Linked DNA regions of Homo sapiens: region 1 is linked to region 2. A link is a contact called in ENCODE Hi-C data. All regions are on one chromosome and are shown on one strand. Each heading gives the region's core, a stretch centred on a gene start or an enhancer-like site at or near the end of the contact. The rest is flanking DNA. Distances are from core to core; before and after follow the strand shown. Region 1 holds the start of FBXO10 (F-box protein 10). Region 2 overlaps PAX5 (paired box 5).

Region 1 (5,354 bases), core at 1,792-4,291, 580 kb before region 2:
ACAGTCATATCTGGACTGCCAGTTTCATGGAGTAAGATACTTTTCAAAGGATTAAATATGGCATAGCTTTGTCAGTCAGCAAGGTAAATCATCAGGCTCATTGCAGTGTGAGACTACCCCTGTGGTCTTTCTACTATACCTAGCTACTGTACAACTTTGTGTCTTAAAATAAATTGTTGGCTTTAGGTTTTAGTGTTTGGTTTTCTTATTTATAAAAGAGACCAGCTACATGGTAACTTAGACCTCACCCAGAATCATACCACATTCACCATATGGTAATAATAGATGGAATACATTTTTATGGAATATATTCTATAGAACCAGGGACTGAAAAAGGTCAGTAGGACCACGGGGTCAATTATTTCAGGCCACAATTTCGTGTAATAATTTCTTTTTCATAGTATTCTTGGTAAATTATGTTTCTATAGCTGATATTCTCTCGTAAATTCCGGAGGTCTGTATCCAACTCCTTTTCTTTTTTAGAGACAGGGTCTTGCTTCGTTGCCCAGGTTGGTCTCAAACTCCTGGGTTCAAGCGATCCTCCTGCCTCAGCCTCCTGAGTAGCTGGGATTACAAGTGAACTGCTTTTTTTTTTTTTTTTTTGAGACACAGTCTCACTCTGCCACTCAGGCTGGAGTGCAGTGGCGCACGATCTCTGCTCACTGCAACCACCACCTCCCAGGTTCAAGCGATTCTCCTGCCTCAGCCTCCTGATAGCTGGAATTACAGGCACGCGCCACCACACCCAGCCAATTTTTGTGTTTTTAATAGAGACGGCGTTTCACCATGTTGGTCAGTCTGGTCTCAAACTCCTGACCTCGTGATTCGTCCGTTCGACCTCCCAGAGTGCTGGGATTACAGGCGTGAGCCACCACGCCCAGCCGTGAATTGCTTTTTTAATCACTCCACTTGGATGACACACAGGCATCTCAAAATTAATTATTTTTAATTGATAGATAATTGTACATATTTATGGGGTACATGTGATATTTGACTCATGCATACAATACGTAATGATCAAATCAGGGTATTTAGAATATCCATCTCAAAAATTTATCATTTATTTGTATTGGGAGCATTTAAATCTAGCTATTTTGAAATATACAATAAATTATTGTTAACTACAGTCACCCTACTGTGCTATTGAACACTAAAATTTATTCCTTCTATCCATGTTTGTACCCATTAACCAACCTCTCTCTATCCCCTTCCCCTCCCAGCCTCTGGTAACTGTCATTCTACTTGCCAACTGCATGAGATCAACTTTTTAGCTCCCACGTATGAGTGAGAACATGTGATATTTGTCTTTCTATGCGTGGCTTATTTCACTTTACATAATGACCTCCAGTTCCATCTGTGTTGCTGCAAATGACAGGCTGAATAGTATTCTGTTGTGTATATATGCCACATTCTTTTTATCCATTCATCTGTTGATGAAGACTTAGGTTGCTTCCATATCTTGGCTATTGCGAATAGTGCTGCAATAAACATGGGGATCCAGGCATACCTTTGACATACTGATTTCCATTCCTGGATAAATATCCAGCAGTGGGACTGCTGGATCATATGGCAGTTCTAGTTTTACTTTTTTGAGAAACCTCCATGCATTTTTCTATACTGGCTGTATAATTCAGTGTATGAGAGTTCCCTTTTCTCCATGTCCTCACCAGCATTTGTTATTTTTTTGTCTTTTTGTTAATAGTCATTCTAACTGGCAGTGTCAAATTTAACAAGTTCAAATGGGAGTTCTTGATCTCCCCCCGCTTCCAAATATATTCCCCTTACAATAGTTCCCATTTCAATAAATAGCACCTCCACGGGCCCAGTTAATAGGTTAAGCTACCAATCTCTGCTTCCACCCTTAACTCCTGTCTTCACATAGTAGCTGACATACTGCTTTAAAAGGTATCAAATCCTCCACCCCTTCGATGGCTTCCTGTTACGTACAATTTTAAAATCCTTATCATGGCCTATTAAGTGCTGCGTGATCTGGCCCCTACCTACCTTTCTGACCTCACTTATATTGTTCTTCCCGTTAAAAAGCTTCAGACAAGCTAGACGTTTTCCATTTCCACAAAGAGCGATCTTTTCTCCTCCAACCCAACCCACCTGGTCCAAGAGTTTTCACAGGGCTTACCCTGCCCCTCTTCCATTTGGCTAACTCTTTATCTTACTCTGAGAGGTCTTCCTTGACTACCCTTCCTTGGTCCCTAATTTATTTAGTTTTATTTTTGAAACAAGAGTCTCGCCCTGTCACCCAGGCTGGAGTGCAGTGGCACAATCATGGCTCACTGTTAACCTCGAACTCCTGAGCTCAAGTGATCTTTCCTCCAGCCTCGGCCTGCAAAAGCGCTGGGATTACAGGCATGAACACCTGGCCCCTATTTTTAAATTACAGCTCCTTCCGTGCATTTTCTACAATTTTAAACACATATTGGTTTAAATGACACTTGATTACCGTCTACCTTCTCCACTACAGAATTAACTTCAGGAGAAGAGGAACCATATCTGCTTTGTTCACTTTTGTGCCCATAATAGTAACGGCACCAGCAGCAACAAACATACAGCATTTACTTTGTGGCAGGCATTATGCTAAGCGCCATACATACAACTAATTTAATATGTACTCCTAGTACATTGTCTGGCAGGTAGCCAATGGTCAGTTTGTTCAGTGAATGAACCCAGACCCTACATGCTCATCTACAGGGTGCCTAGCACCCCAGGAAACTGCTCCTTATACTGTTAGATAACTGGTGCTCGCAGGAATCTTATTTACACTGTATTGGCCTTAGCATGCCTCCCTGCAGTTTCCACCCACTGGTTCTATTTCTGCCCCTTCTGGGGCCACGCAACACGAGCCTGAATCGTCCTTCCGCAAGCTCGCCTTTGCAGTACCCGAAGCCCCACGCGCCCCCTCCTCGTCTGCCTTCCTCCCGCCTCCCGGTGCCCCTCCTGCAGATACAGCTTTTATGCGCGGTGGTCGGGAAGCCCAGCCCCGGCCAGCCAGCTGCTCCCGGCATCCTTCGCCGCCTTGCGCGTCACATGACGGCGGCGGCTCCGCACGATCCCCAGGCAGCTGTCCGCCCCCGGGCGGGGCTGGCCGCACGCCGCAATCCTACCGGCTGCTGCGGCTCCAGCGGGGGCGGCGGGTGGCTTCCAGGGCACCGGCGGCCGCGGCCCGGACTCCGCGGTGGGCGAGCGCCCTGTGAGGTAAGCGGCCGGTGCGCAGAGGCTGCGGGCGAACTTGGGCGGCCGGGGGAGGGGACCCGGGGCGCTTCCCCAGGCGACCGACCCAGGAGGCGCCGCTCAGTCCTGGCCGAGGCTGAGCGTCTGGTCGGGCTTCGGGCATCAGGGGTCTGGCAGGACCATGAGGCGTACCCTCAGGCCGCCCGCGGCTCCGCGGTCCCCCGGCATCCGGAGGCTCAGGCGCGCCGACGGAGAGCTATGCCTTGGTTTACCCTCCCGTAAAACTACCGGACGCGGAGCATGTATCTCCGCGGTGCCTCCAGCCCTGAGATTTTTCGAGTGTGTAAGTAAAGTCGAAGAAGAAGAAGCTGACTCTTGGGATGGGAAGAGCCTTCACCTAGGAACGCAGGGGCAAATATGGGGCTGGGCACCCACTGTGTATTTTATGCAAATCTCAAGGGGCAAATATGGGGCTGGGCACCCACTGTGTATTTTATGCAAATCTCAAGCCTCTCAGACGGTTTTTTCATCTTTAAACAAAAAGTGATAACCCCTGTCCTGCCTCGCTCTTAGGACTACAGTGAAGAACAGAGGGGAAAGTCATTTGAGGAGCCAGAACTCTGGAGTCAGTTAGCTCTGGTTCAGATCACAGTTCTGCCACTTACTGGCTTTGTGACCTTCAGCCAGATTGATTCCTCATCTGTGAAAAGGAGGTAATAAGCTCATGGGTTGCTGGGAGGATTAATTGTAAAGGGTTTAGCACACAGTGTCTGGCACAAAAGCCTCAGTAGATAATGCTGTTAATATAAGCATTATTAGTAAGCTAGAGATTGCCCCACGTGAAGGGCTTTTTCAGCAGAATAATCACATTTGTTTCTATATTTTTAGTCCTGAAAACTGCCGTTTTGGTTTGTAAGACCTTTTCTTTTTCTCATTCTGGGCCCCCTTTGCCTTCTCTTTTACAATTGGCATATGAACCTGTTGTTCCTACCATATGAGTCAGGCTGGATGGGAACATCAATTTACTTGAGCAGATTGGTATCAGATTCCCTCTGAGGGGAGAGAAAAGTGCCAGGCATGTGTAGCCACCGAAAAAAAAAACACAGTACGGTGATTGACTGTCAGAGCTGGAGGATGCCTGGGAAACCATCTAATCCAGCTGTCTCCTTTGCAAATGGAGAGACTGGACCCAGAAGGACGACAGGACTTTGATTTTGCTCAGGACCCAACAGAGTGCTGGCAGTGGGTAGTGGAGAGGATGGACCTTTTACCAGGCACTGTGCTTTCCCTCAGTTCTAATCTCATTCCGCATTTATTCAGCAGCTATATGGAACCCCTACTCTGTCTTGTACACCTACTAGGATCTGGACATAGAGCTGTGAACAAGACACACATGGTCCCTGTCCTCAAGGGGCTTTTTCCAGAGCTAGCTATGTTAGTTTGAGGTTATATAATGTTTTATATATATATCCATCTCCCTGCCCGTTCTCAGTACATTTTAAAATAACAATAAGCTGCAGCTCCCAGTGAGCTTACCTCATAACAGCTGGCCTCCAGGGATAGGAGCACACAGAGAGGCCTGAATTGTTTCCTGATCCCTCACACCAGTTCCAGAGCCCTTGCTGGAGCCTGGTGAGATTTGAGAGACTGGAGAAAAAGCTGCTTTATCAGGGCTTTTAAGAAAGGATTTCCTTCTGCCCTGGAGCACTTGGATTTCTTTGTCTTTCTGGTTTCAAGCCTATTATTGTTTTTAGATTTCTGAGAAGAGCCGCCTTCACCATAGTGCCATCATTTTGGTTGCCGTGGTTATCAGGGGAATTGTATTTTTATGATCGCACAAGTAGCTGTTAAGCAATAAATGCTCAAGCAGTCACCAGGTCACCATGAGTTTCCGTTCTCTGGTTTCTTTCAGTTGCAGTGCAGTTACACTATCCCTTCCTTCCCTCCCTCCTTTTTTCCTTCAATAAACGTGCATTGGTGGCAGTGCCAAGAGGAGTGGGAGTGAGTAGAAATAGATAAAAACATACGTAGACTCTGGCCTTAGGGACCTCAGATTCTTTGGCAGGGATAAAACTGAGGGCAGATTAGTGGGGGCTCTGATGATGTAGATAGGGAGTCAGCAAGAGCTCTCAGAGATGGGAGGGATGGTGTCCTGGGCAACCAAGAAG
Region 2 (5,280 bases), core at 634-3,133:
TGAAGAGAGGCACAGGGAGCACAGGGGGGTGGAGGCCTCCAGGGTGGGGGCAGAGGGTAGCACCCTGGGCCTGGGAGGGCTGGGCGTCTGAGGGGTTGTTGGGGCCACCAGCCTGGACCTCGAGACTCCCCCATGGGAGCTGGAAGGGCCTTGGAGAGCACCTGAGACGCCCCGCTCCGTCATTCGCATGGGAAAACAGGCTCAGAGAAGAGAGGCGGTCTGCCCAGATCACACAGCAAAACCCCCAAAACCTAGAGAGAGAGGATGGCTCTGTGGAAAATCCTTGGCATCCCTTGCCTTTCGATGTGATAAATTCAGTTTTCCTCTCCCTCCTTTCCTCCATTCTCACAGGGCCGTCCGCCATCCCCACTGTTGACAGCCAGCCCCATCAGTCTTATCTCCCCATGGGGTGCTGCCCACACGTCCCCCCGCACTGACCTCAGTTCTTGAGAGAAGCCCTGCCCTTCTCTCGCGGGCCTCCCTTTCCTCCTGCTCATTCCTCCTGTGCCTCCAGTCCCTGTGTGTTGGCTCAGCTTCCCGTCTCCAGGCCATTGCCCACTCAGGGCCTGCCACCTGGAATGCTGTCCTTGAGCCTGGACCTGGCCTGGCTTTCTGGAACCAGCCCACTCCCCTGTGGGGATTTCCAGTGTTGGGTCATTGGTCCTTCACAACTGGCTGAGACCCAAGGATTCTTTAGGGTCCAGTGTGGAGTATGGGTGAACAGGCAGCCTCTCCATCTCCTTTTCCCAGTGTGGCTTTGGGGGCAGGAAGGAGGTTACCACCATTTTGTCTTGGCCTCTGCTGGGGCTTTCCAAGGGCAGGTCCCCTCCCTGGCCCTCTGTGTGCTGTCCCCTGGATGTAGAGAGGTGTCTACATGTCCCCTCATGTAGAGAGGTGGGTTGTTACCTGAGTTCTCTTTTTGTCTAGGAAGGAGTCAGGACCAAGGTTCTGCTGGGGTGTGGTCGTGGTGGGGGCATCACGTAGAACCCAGGGGGGAATTGGCAGCCTGGTAGCCATGCTTTCCTTGGCTTGCCCTGTATTGATGATGATTTTGAATTAGTTACCAACATTGCAAAATCAGGAAATTTCATGTATGGATGGATGCCTGGCTTCTTTGGGGAAGAAAAATCAGATCTGGCAACCCTGGGGCAGCTGGCAGCCTGGCAACCCACAAGGCAACAGTCATCTGGGGCTGCTGGGCCCGAGTTCTCATGCGCTCCCCGCTCAAGTTGCTCTCGGCACTTGTGCTCTGTTTTCCTTGGCCTGAAGGTCTTTGAGCTTCTGGAGTCTTAGCATGAACTCTAAAGAAACCAGTTTGGCTCAGTCTCTGCCTGTGGCAGCTGAAGCTAATGGGAGGCAGATCCTGGAACTGGCCGGTGGGGCCGAGTGTGCGTGCGTGTATGTGTGTGGTCAGGGAAGTGGGTAGTCAGGCTTACAGGCCAGAGGTGGGTAGGGTAGCGGAGGCAAGAACTTAGGGCAGTGGCCAAGCAGCCACACTCCTTGGCAGGTCATGTGCTCTATACCCTGCAGGTAGGGTAGTCCAGGCACAGAGGGCGCAGGCTTGGCCCAAGGGTATGCAGGGGGCAGTTAGTGGCAGAGATGGTGAGGACCTGGTTTCCATCTCCCTGCCTGGCGGGCCACTCTCCCCTGTGATCTCTGTCCTGATCTTGTAGCTGTGGGCACCTCAGCTGAGACCCAGATAGACAACTGCTGGAGGCCTCTGTGGTAACGCAGGGCATCTGAGGCCAGGTGGCCAATTGGAGGGGCTCCTGGGGCCTTTCCCTAGTGCCCAGGGCCTGTCCCACGGGTGGGGGCTCAGGTTTCGGTTCCTCCTCGCTCCTGGGTCCCCAAGTTTCACTTTGATTCAGTGAGCGAGAGCCCCCGTGAGAGCCAACGCCGCTGAACCCCCACCCTCTCTGTTTGTGCACCTGGTTTGCCCCAGCCCCTCCCCCTCCTCTTACCCCCAGTTCCTTTTCCCATGGGGTGGTGTACTGGTGTTCGGGAGAGCCCTGGGGGTATGGGAGAGGGCAGGGTGCTGCCATGTGGGGATCTCAGTTCAGGGAATCAGTTTGGGGGCCAACCAGTAAAAGAGTGGTGGGGCCGATGGAGGGGGATATAGTCTCATCTGCTGTGGGCAGTCCCCTGCCAAGGCGGTCTGGAACTTGAGGTGAAATGGCCTTGGCTTTCTCCACCCTGCATGCCCTGCTGCCCCATGGGGAAGAGAATCCCACAGTCCTTTCTCTCTGGCTTGGGAATATGGTTTAATCCCTGGCTGCATAGCCTGTGGGTCAGAGAATTTACAAGGCTTCAAACCCCTGCCCCTGCTGTGTCCCTTCTTCCTGTCCCTTTCTCTGTCTGGGCCTCAGTTTTTCCATCTAAAACAGGAGATCAATGAATTGCTGAGGTTTTTTTCTGGCACCAAAATTTTGAGTTTCTCCTGGTTCCATCTCAAGTCCTCTTGGCATTATTGTAGGGCAGCAGTTCTCAAATGTTTGGTCCTGGGTCCCTTTAAACTCTTAAAAATTATCAAGGACTTCAAGGAGCTTTAGTTTATGAGGGTTAATTAAAATGGATGAAAGTTTAAAATATTTATTTATTAAAAATAACAGTAACAAACAAGTAACATAAATAATATTTTTGAAATAAGAAAGAACCGAATCTTCCAAACCCAAAATTTAGTATGAATGGCATTGGCTTACAGTTCTGCAGATCCCTTTAGTGTCTGGCTTAATAGAAAACAGCTGGACTCTCATAGCTGCTGCTGTATTCACTCCGTTGTGATGGAACACATCTTACAGCTTCTGAAAACCTCCACTGTAGACTCGTGAGAGAATGAGAGTGAAGAAGACAAATCACACATTAGCATTAATATGAAAATAACAGGTGCAGCAAACCACTATGGCACATGTATACCTGTGTAACAAACCTGCACATTCTGCACGTGTATCCCAGAACTTAAAGTAAAATAAAAAAACAATGAAAATAATTTTGTCCTCACAGATCACCTGAAAGTATCTTGGGGACCCCTTCTTCCAACCCTGGCAGGGCTCCCTGGACTACACTTTGAAAATTTCTGCTTCAGGCTGCTGCAAAGTCTGAACTTGCCTACTTATCACTCATATAGATAAGGTGAGCAATTAAGTGGTTTCAGTTAAAAGAAAGGTGTCATCAGTCATTTCTCCTGTTCTTAGCTCCTTAAGACAGTGGGAGCCATGGCAGGTCTTTGAGCTGAGGAGGGAGTGACAAGACACACTGGGTTTTGGAAATCCTCCACTAGCCGATTGGGATATGTATGTAGTGCTTCTTGCTTCTATCCCAGGTTGAGCTCCCACGGAAAGACATAGCTACCGAGCCTTCTCCCCTTCCCAGCAGATTGTTGGTAGGGCTTGAGGTCTGATTTCCCTCCAGCAGGCTTTCTTCTGTGCCAGCAGCAGCCAGCTCGTGCCACCCGAGAGCCTGGGGAGTGAGTGTTTCAGAACCCTGCCTATTCTCCCCATCCAGCTTAGCTCTGTACTAGCCTGCAGCCACCTGGAGACCCCATCTGGGGCATATTTTTGATGGGAAGAAAACCTAGCAATGCTATTGATTGGGAATGAAACAAAATAAAATAAAGAAGTGGGTTTGGTATTTATCTTGACTCCTGGCATTTGAGGAAAAGCAGGTCTAAAAGACAGTTGACAAAGGGGAGATTTTTGTTCTGATTCCACAGGGGCTTCTGGGTGTTTCTGGAATGTTTCTGGTTGACTCATGTGTGTGTGTGGGAGGGTTGGGGGGTGGGGGCGAGGTGTGTGTGTGCCCGCATGTGTTTAATTTTACTTTGAAATTTCTAGTTTTCATTTTTATTAGTACAAATTAACATTTGTGTTAGTCCTTCCTTGGGGCATTTTATCCCTGTGTTAGAATAAACTGTGGGAGAGGGAGAACAAGAGAATGTCTTAAGGTAATTTGAGAAAAATTGAGAGAGGAAGAAGGATAAAAGGTGTGAGAGAAGGTATGTGTGAGAAACACATTGCTTGTAGCAAAATTAACTGATCTATGAGAGGAAATAGGCAGAAAGAAAGGCATAGCCTCTTGAGGGACTGAACAGTGGAGGACGAAAGTGATGAGGGAGTCAGACACTTCCCAGCACCAGCCACCAGGTGGCACCATCGACCCAGGACAGCTTAGTTGCTGTCCAGGGTTAGGAACAAGAGGGGTAGGGTAGCAGGGCAGTGTGTACCGGCCATTCATGAGCTTGGTATGCTTGTAACTGGGTCGGAGGTGGCAGTGCCCAGGTGGGCTGACCATTAGCTGAAGTCTCACTTCTTCAGCAGCATTCAGTCAGGGAGGGGGAGGCTGGACCATTGCTAGTGGGGATTAATCTGGTCCTTTCTCACCTCCATGGTCCAAATGCCTTGATATAAACCTTTCTGGGAGTAGAGTCCTTGGTTCTACTCTAAGCCTTTACTTGCTGTGTGACCTTGGCCAAGTCACTTCTCTCTGGGCCTTGTTTTCCGCATATTAAAATGTGGAAATTGGAGCAGACGATTTTTGAGGTTCTTTTGGGCTCTGACACTCTGTGGTGTACCAGAGAGCACTAGAGCTGGAGTTAGATTCTAGATCTTTCTGTCAGCCATGTGACCTTGGGTAGGTCACTTCTCACATCTGTGGAGATTATAGTCACATCTTTCTCTTAGACTTACATAAAATAGAAGATGGAAAAATGCTTTTGAAATCTTTTTGGTGCTTTAGGAAAAGGAGAGTGTTGTGATTTTATAATTTTTGCTGGAATTTTTTTTTTTTTTTTTTTTGAGACAAGGTCTGGCTCTACCGCCCAGGCTGGAGTGCAGAGGTGTGATCTCAGCTCACTGCAACCTCTGCCTCCTGGGCTCAAGCCATCCTCCCAGCTCAGCCTCGGAGTAGCTGGGGCTACAGGCATGAACCGCCATGCCTGGTTAATTTTTGTATTTTTTGTAGAGATGGGATTTCACCATGTTGTCCAGGCTGGTCTCAAACTCATGAGCTCAAGCAATCCACCTGTCTTGGCCTCCCAAAGTGCTGGGATTACAGGCGTGAGCCACTGCGCCCGGCCTTCTCTGGAATTTAAATTAGCGGGAAGCAGGGGCTCCACCATCTTCACTGCTTAGAAAGTTTGTGCCTCTACATGTCACCACGGAAAAAGGCCTGCCTTATGGCAAGCGTTTGCTCAAGGTCACTGCATCTCTGTCCTAAATATCCATTGAATCTGCTCATTTCTCTCCATCCCCATTGCTACTGCCTTAGTCCAAGCACTCTCTTCTC

Evidence for each region. Hi-C counts contacts between places; a loop is a spot of excess contacts on that map. Pooled maps may share reads with other maps.
Region 1: a map with no recorded cell type shows a loop between it and region 2 (3-fold over the local background). The contact joins the promoter of FBXO10 here to the enhancer-like site in region 2. A Hi-C loop is called at or near these places in 6 of 37 single-sample maps with no recorded cell type and 4 of 50 pooled maps.

Annotation. Positions count from the first base shown.
Region 1 is chr9:37,574,067-37,579,420 of GRCh38, reverse strand. It overlaps FBXO10 (F-box protein 10), which reads left to right and starts at 3,041. Exons shown (of 11, transcript NM_012166.3): 1 at 3,041-3,210. RefSeq lists a silencer at 3,008-3,387.
Region 2 is chr9:36,990,619-36,995,898 of GRCh38, reverse strand. All of the region lies in intron 5 of PAX5 (paired box 5), which reads left to right. Among named protein-coding and RNA genes, the nearest start is that of PAX5, 41 kb to the left of the region's middle. RefSeq lists enhancers at 519-588, 639-698, 729-888, 2,199-2,248. Within about 2 kb of position 1,883, at least 4 of the 41 ENCODE cell types and tissues checked have a DNase peak (open chromatin) inside an H3K27ac peak, as active enhancers do.